Regions from separate parts of the Homo sapiens genome. Here region 2 is linked to region 1. Evidence: chromatin loops called from intact Hi-C (ENCODE). Cell type or tissue: heart right ventricle. All regions are shown on one strand. Each heading gives the region's core, and the rest is flanking DNA. Links, peaks and the distances in the headings are about the cores only.

Region 1 (2,916 bases), core at 197-2,696:
TCTTGTTTATGGCTGCATAGTATTCCATGGTGTATATGTGCCACATTTTCTTTATCTAGTTTATCATTGATGGGCATTTAGGTTGATTCCATGTCTTTGCTATCATGACATATGCAAGCGGAATATATAGTTTACTGACTTTCAAAGCATTAGAAAACAATAAAATATAATTAATAATAAAGCATAATTTAATTGCTTGCACAGTTAATTAATATGCAAACCAATTAAAATTTATTTTGATGATTCAAAAGAACTTCAAGATCTTCTAGCTCCTTGAAACTCAAAATGTATTTCCTGAACCAGGAGCATCTACATCACTGGGGAGACTGCAGAATCTCAGACCCCATTCCAGACTGGTTGAATCCAAATCGGCATTTTAACAAGATTCCTGGGTTGTTGGTATGTACTTTAAAGCTTGAGAAGCACTGCTACTACCGTAGGATGGTCAATTTGTAGTACAAGTGTGCCCAGATGTCAATTAATTAATAGAGAGTTTGAGTTAGTAAGAGCCAGAAAGGGCACCTTGTTTGGTATTTTTATCTCCAACACCAATCCATTCAAGTTGGCTTGAATAAATAAAAAGTAATGTACTAATTGACAAAGATTTAGGCCCTGGCATAGAAGAAGCTGACTCACTTATGTAAGTGACTATATCTGCTAAAACATCTTCATTAGAAATGTCTCAGCTTTTAAAGCAAGAGGTCAAGGTAAGAGGCATTTACCATGTGCAAAGATCGTGTTTGGTCAACTTAATTATGTGTGCTTTTATACTTAGGAAAGATAGAAAAATAATTTAAGTCAGGTAGTGTGTTCTGACATATACAGACCTCAGAATTGGAGTGGCCCAGGCTCTAAACAATTGTGTATTGGATTCTTTAACCTCCCTTGTAGCGTGGATGACAATATTGATGATATCTATTTTGTGGACTAAATGCAATAACGTATGCCAAACCACTAACTCATCACCCAGCACGTGGTGACATGTCGATGTGCACTTTCTCTTCTGGGTGTGGAACTTGGTCTTATTTTCTTTCTTTATCCCCCTCTTTTAGAAATAATGTTTAGAAATGTGTCCCAGAACTGTTGTGTCTAGGGGCAGGTGCATTCAAAGCCTGTGAGAGAAAGGAGCTAATGGCATGGCTGGTGAGGAACGTATTGGTCCTGCTCTTCCTGCCCAGCACCCAGACTCCCGAGAGACACGAGGGCGGCGCGCTCTGCCTCGCAGACCCTGTAGGTGGCAGCACTGGGACCGCCAGAGAAGCACAGCCCCGGTTGCAGCAACTCAAGAAGAGCCTGCTGTGCCCCTGACAGTGGTTAAGCCGGGGTCATCTGCCTGAAAGTGCAAATTTTGCTCCCACGCATATAAAAACTGTGCTTTCCAGTTCCTGGAAAGCTATCCTCTCCCCTTCCCTTCCAGCTTAACTCCTCTGCATTTTTTAGCATTTCTATGGCTTCTTTCCCAGCTGTCACCCAAACTGGAGTGCAGTGCTGCAATCATAGCTCACTGCAGCCTGGAACTCCTGGGCTCCAGTAATCCTCCCACCTCGACCTCCCAAAGCACTGGGATTACAGGCTTGAGCCGCAGTACTGGGCTATCAATTCCTTTAGATTCACTCCCAAATATTGTAAATGGTCTTTTGATAGTTGCTGCTTCTTCCCACCTTAGAGTACTCCTGCCCGTACCCCACTGTAAACTGGTAGGTCAAGGCAGGTGTACAAATAATTGTTGGTTAGTAATAATAATTATAAACCTATATGCAGTAAGTGTCTTGCACAGTTCTAAGCACTTTGGGTACCTTAGCTCACTAAGTCTTTAAAACCAGACCGTGAGGCAGGTGGTATGTCAGTAACTTGCACAAACTCAAACAGTAAGCCAGGGTTCCAAACCAGGCAGCCTGATTCCTGAAGTGCCCCTCAAGGGAAGGTTATCAAAGGGGTCGGGGAGAGGAAGCCATCATGTAATTGCCTGCAAATTGAAGAGATCTCAAGGAGAAAATATATCTCTACCTTTCTGGAGAGTTCCTTAAATGCAGACAGTAACTCTACTGGTCCACAAATAATCAAACTACTGGGCTCTGCAATGGCATCATTTGGGCTTTCATCAAGGCAGTAAGACGGTAGAAGGCTTTGGGTCTGGAAACAAAGTAGGGGGGGTCTCATGCAGAAATGCATGTGGAAAGAAAAAAGAGTCCTATCAAGTCATGAGAAAAGCCACATCCAGCCAGATTAACATCAAGGCCTAATCTAGGTGTCAGTTCTGTCATCTATCTCATTACGCTGCCAAAGGAAGCTGGCTTTCCTTTCTTCCCTCCAGGAGACTTAAAACAGTGGTATAGTGAAGGCAAATACATTTTTAATGGGCTTTGCCCATTAAAAAACAAACACCTTGATTCCGATTTTTATTTTTGTGCTTACTTGAAGGCATGCAACTTAACCAGCAATAAACAAGCTAGAGCTGTTTGCACGATGCCCAGCACGCTGTGAGAGCTCCACCGGGGTTTTTGTAGTAAGACTTCTAAGTGTTTCCCTTTCCAGCCTCTATCTGGTCTCATCAGAGAGACTCCACTCCCCTACCTCCTGTTAGACTAACCACGCTGAAGTAGAGCCACATGGTGTAACTCCCTTGCTCACAAACCCTCTGTAGCTCCTACTGCCTAGAAAAGAACATTTAAACCCTTTAAGCTGGCAGAATTGGCCTCACATCTGTCTCCCATTGCCTTCCCACAGCCTATGCTTCAGCCAAGCTATATCACCTGCGGCTGCCCCATGTCTGCTCCAGGACTTTCTGCTCTTAGGATTCACTTTTGCGGTTTCCTCTGCCTAGTTTTGAGATGGCCAATACTGTAACAAACAGCCACACGTGACTTTATGCATTAAAATTAAATTTTAACTTCTCTCCTCCACCACACTAGCCAC
Region 2 (2,916 bases), core at 95-2,594, 63 kb after region 1:
CCTGGGCAACAGAGCAAGACTCCATCTAAAAAACAAAACAAAACAAAACAAAACAAAAAAAAGCTTGTTGAATGGGTGAAGTAAGAAGAATTAAAACGTAAAATATGAGGTCAACATTTTACAATATAAAAATCAAACTCTATGATAAAGACTAAAGGTTCTAATTTATAATGACTGTGATAGGCTTTTCCACTCTAAAAATGTGTAAGATAATATGACTCATAAAAATGACAGTGTGAGAGATGACTGACATTTTTTGGACCACTTCTTGTGGATGAATATTTTAGAGAATTTGATCAAATCAGGAAAAAGAAATTCCATTTAAAATGATAATATTTAACAATCACGTTAAACCCATCTCAGGGTCAAAGCGCCCTGACATCAATCTCCCCTTTAGTAAATTTCTAGGGAACAAAGTTTACTAGATGATTATCTAACCTACACACCTTCATAGGCCAGTTCATCAAATATAATACACTGGAGATGAAAACAGATCTTTTTTTTTTTAATTAATATACCTTGAAGCCAGCCCTTAAAACAATAGTTTTCACAAAGGCAAGATGATTTGCTGTGTTCATGAAGAAATTTGATAATGTCTCAACATCACCCAAATGTCTGCGACATATGCTGCCCATCAGACCCAAAGAAATGTATAAGTGCATCTGTTTTTACTCAGAGCCCTCTTTTACGTCTTTATGAAGTGAGCAAAACTGAAAAGTCCCAAGGAATAAAAAGATGGTTGTAACATACACACTACTAATCACTTAATCCTCTCTCCAGTGCCCAGGCTGTCAGGGCCAAGACGATAATGCGGATGCTAATACATGCTGTCTGCGGGTGCTGTCACAGCCACCGCGTCCTGGAGCTCTATTTGTCAATACCAGAGGGATTACAGAGAGACAAAGTACATAACTGAGAAGAGTGTGTGTCCAACATGGATCCAGTTTCCTTGTTTGTCAGCGAGTGCTGATGGATCCAAGAAGATGCTGCTGACACCAGCTGAGTTCTCCACAGGCAGATGCAGTGGAATTTCTGTTCCAAAGCAAAGTAATAGGCAGAAGGGGCCAGAAAGAACAATTCAGTGACCCAATCTCCAAAACAGCTGGGTTCACTTAACTCATACTTAGCCAGAGAAGTTCCATCCCGGCTGAAATCCCACAGGAGAAAGCGTTAGATGTTAAAACACCTGGGTGCTTGGAAACCAAAACTCAAAGACCATTTCCAAGACTGTTGGAGCCCGGACAGTCACGTCACTTGTCCAGGCTTCCCGCAGCTCTGCATGAAGAAGGGCAATTGGAAGCACAACCAACTGCTCAGGGATATAGTGAGGCTGAAGAGGCAAGAGAAGCGAACGCCCCTGGTGAGATTCCTGTAACTCTTGGTGATTGTTTGCAAGGTGAGGAAGCAGAACCAGCTGTTCTGAAGCCCTGCACTGCTTGAAGAGTTGCGCAACCCTCTTTCTGCTTTGGCTGGGGAAGGCCGGGCGTAGGTGTGGCGCCAAGCCCAGCTCATCTTTATTTAAAGACCATTGTCTGAAACACAAGTTCTGCTGTGCCACGTCTTCCCGAAAACCTCAATTCCAATCCAGCTGGCATTCGAAGAGAGAATGGATTGGGTCAAGTAGCCAGTCTTCATTAGTGTGAAGGCTAATAATGTCTAGAAAGAATAACAGGAGAGTGACCCTTCAAAGGGAGGCAGAGAAAGAAAAAAAATCCTGGCTCTCCTACCCACCAGCGATGAGACTTTAGGTGCTTCACCTGAGCCTCACTTGAAAAGTGGGGATCATCAAATCCACCATCCTAGTCTTGTGCCAAGACTAAAGGAGATGATTTATGTAAAAAGTATCTGGCATTGTCCCTAGAACTTTGCAGCCACTCAAAAATATGTTATTAACATCCCTTTATTGAACACAGAGAATTCCCAGAACATGAAATGGTTAGGGATGGTTTCAAATGCATTAAGGCTTGAGTGGCTTGTCCTGGACTCTGCCAGTTCCTTGGAGTATAAGAAAGAGGCAGTCAATCCCATGGAAAGAAATATTCTATCAATATCTTCACTGAGTACTCTGATAAAGAGGAGGATTTTCCACATCCCCCTTAAAGATATAGCGTAGCTTCAGCTGGACGTAGGAGGCCAGTCCTTAGTGACTAGCCAGAAAATTGAAAAAACAAAGGTTAAACTTTGGTGTTTCTCAGTCTAGCATGGCAAATGCCCAGTGCAGATTTTCAAGACATTTTTTTCCCTTACATAAGAGAAAAACAGGTGCTGAGAAGGGTGAGCTTGGTGTAAATCCAGCTTAGAGCAAGCACAGAGCCATTGGGGGAAATCTTGCCAAAGCATTAACAAAACAGGAGTTTACCTTTCCCCAAAGTTTGCTTTCCACCACAGTTTCATATTTAATGTGATAGGAAATAGTACGTGTTAATTTTCTTACTAAACACACTACATGTGTTCCACACCTCCGAGGGCCAGTCCAGGTGGGGAGATGAGGAAAGAAGGCACCTAGGGTCAGCCCTCATCCCTATAAAAATGGGGAATAGCAGGCCAGATAGTCGAACTTCTGAGCCCTCTCGTGCCCTAGTGGGACTGATGATCTTTAAAGACACCTCCTCATGCATCCGATGAGGTTGAAAAACACAGTGTCATGGAAAGAGTGATTGTGGGAAGCCAGCACCTAGAAATTAGAGAGGAGAAGAAGATGGGCTTTGATCCTATGCTAGGATCAGCAGGAGAACGTGTGCTGGGTACAGATTCTGAGCCGATGGTGACCTATTCTTATCACCCTATGTCATCAGACACCGAACCCCCTCCCTGGCTTCATCCCTAACTACTGTCCCCAGGCTCACAGAACTCAGAGTCATACTGGCCTCCCTGATATCCCCTGTAACTGCACGCATGCTCCGACCTCAGGGCCTT

The links. Peaks named below come from ENCODE experiments on the same cell type or tissue, not always from the same donor. Only the 100,000 strongest peaks of a DNase experiment are listed, where the experiment ranks them.
Region 2: a loop joins it to region 1, with 3 times the contacts of the local background. A loop is called at or near these places in 3 of 110 quality-filtered maps.

The regions. Positions count from the first base shown.
Region 1 is chr7:33,893,803-33,896,718 of GRCh38, reverse strand. No RefSeq gene overlaps it. Among named protein-coding and RNA genes, the nearest start is that of BMPER, 10 kb to the left of the region's middle. RefSeq lists an enhancer at 1,142-1,191. In heart right ventricle, for the core only: CTCF peaks have their summits at 1,017 and 1,228 (motif pointing right); a DNase peak (open chromatin) is centred at 1,238; H3K4me3 peaks cover 569 bases; H3K27me3 peaks cover 738 bases.
Region 2 is chr7:33,830,512-33,833,427 of GRCh38, reverse strand. No RefSeq gene overlaps it. Among named protein-coding and RNA genes, the nearest start is that of BMPER, 74 kb to the left of the region's middle. In heart right ventricle, for the core only: no CTCF peak of the experiment used is centred there; DNase peaks (open chromatin) are centred at 957, 1,115 and 1,419.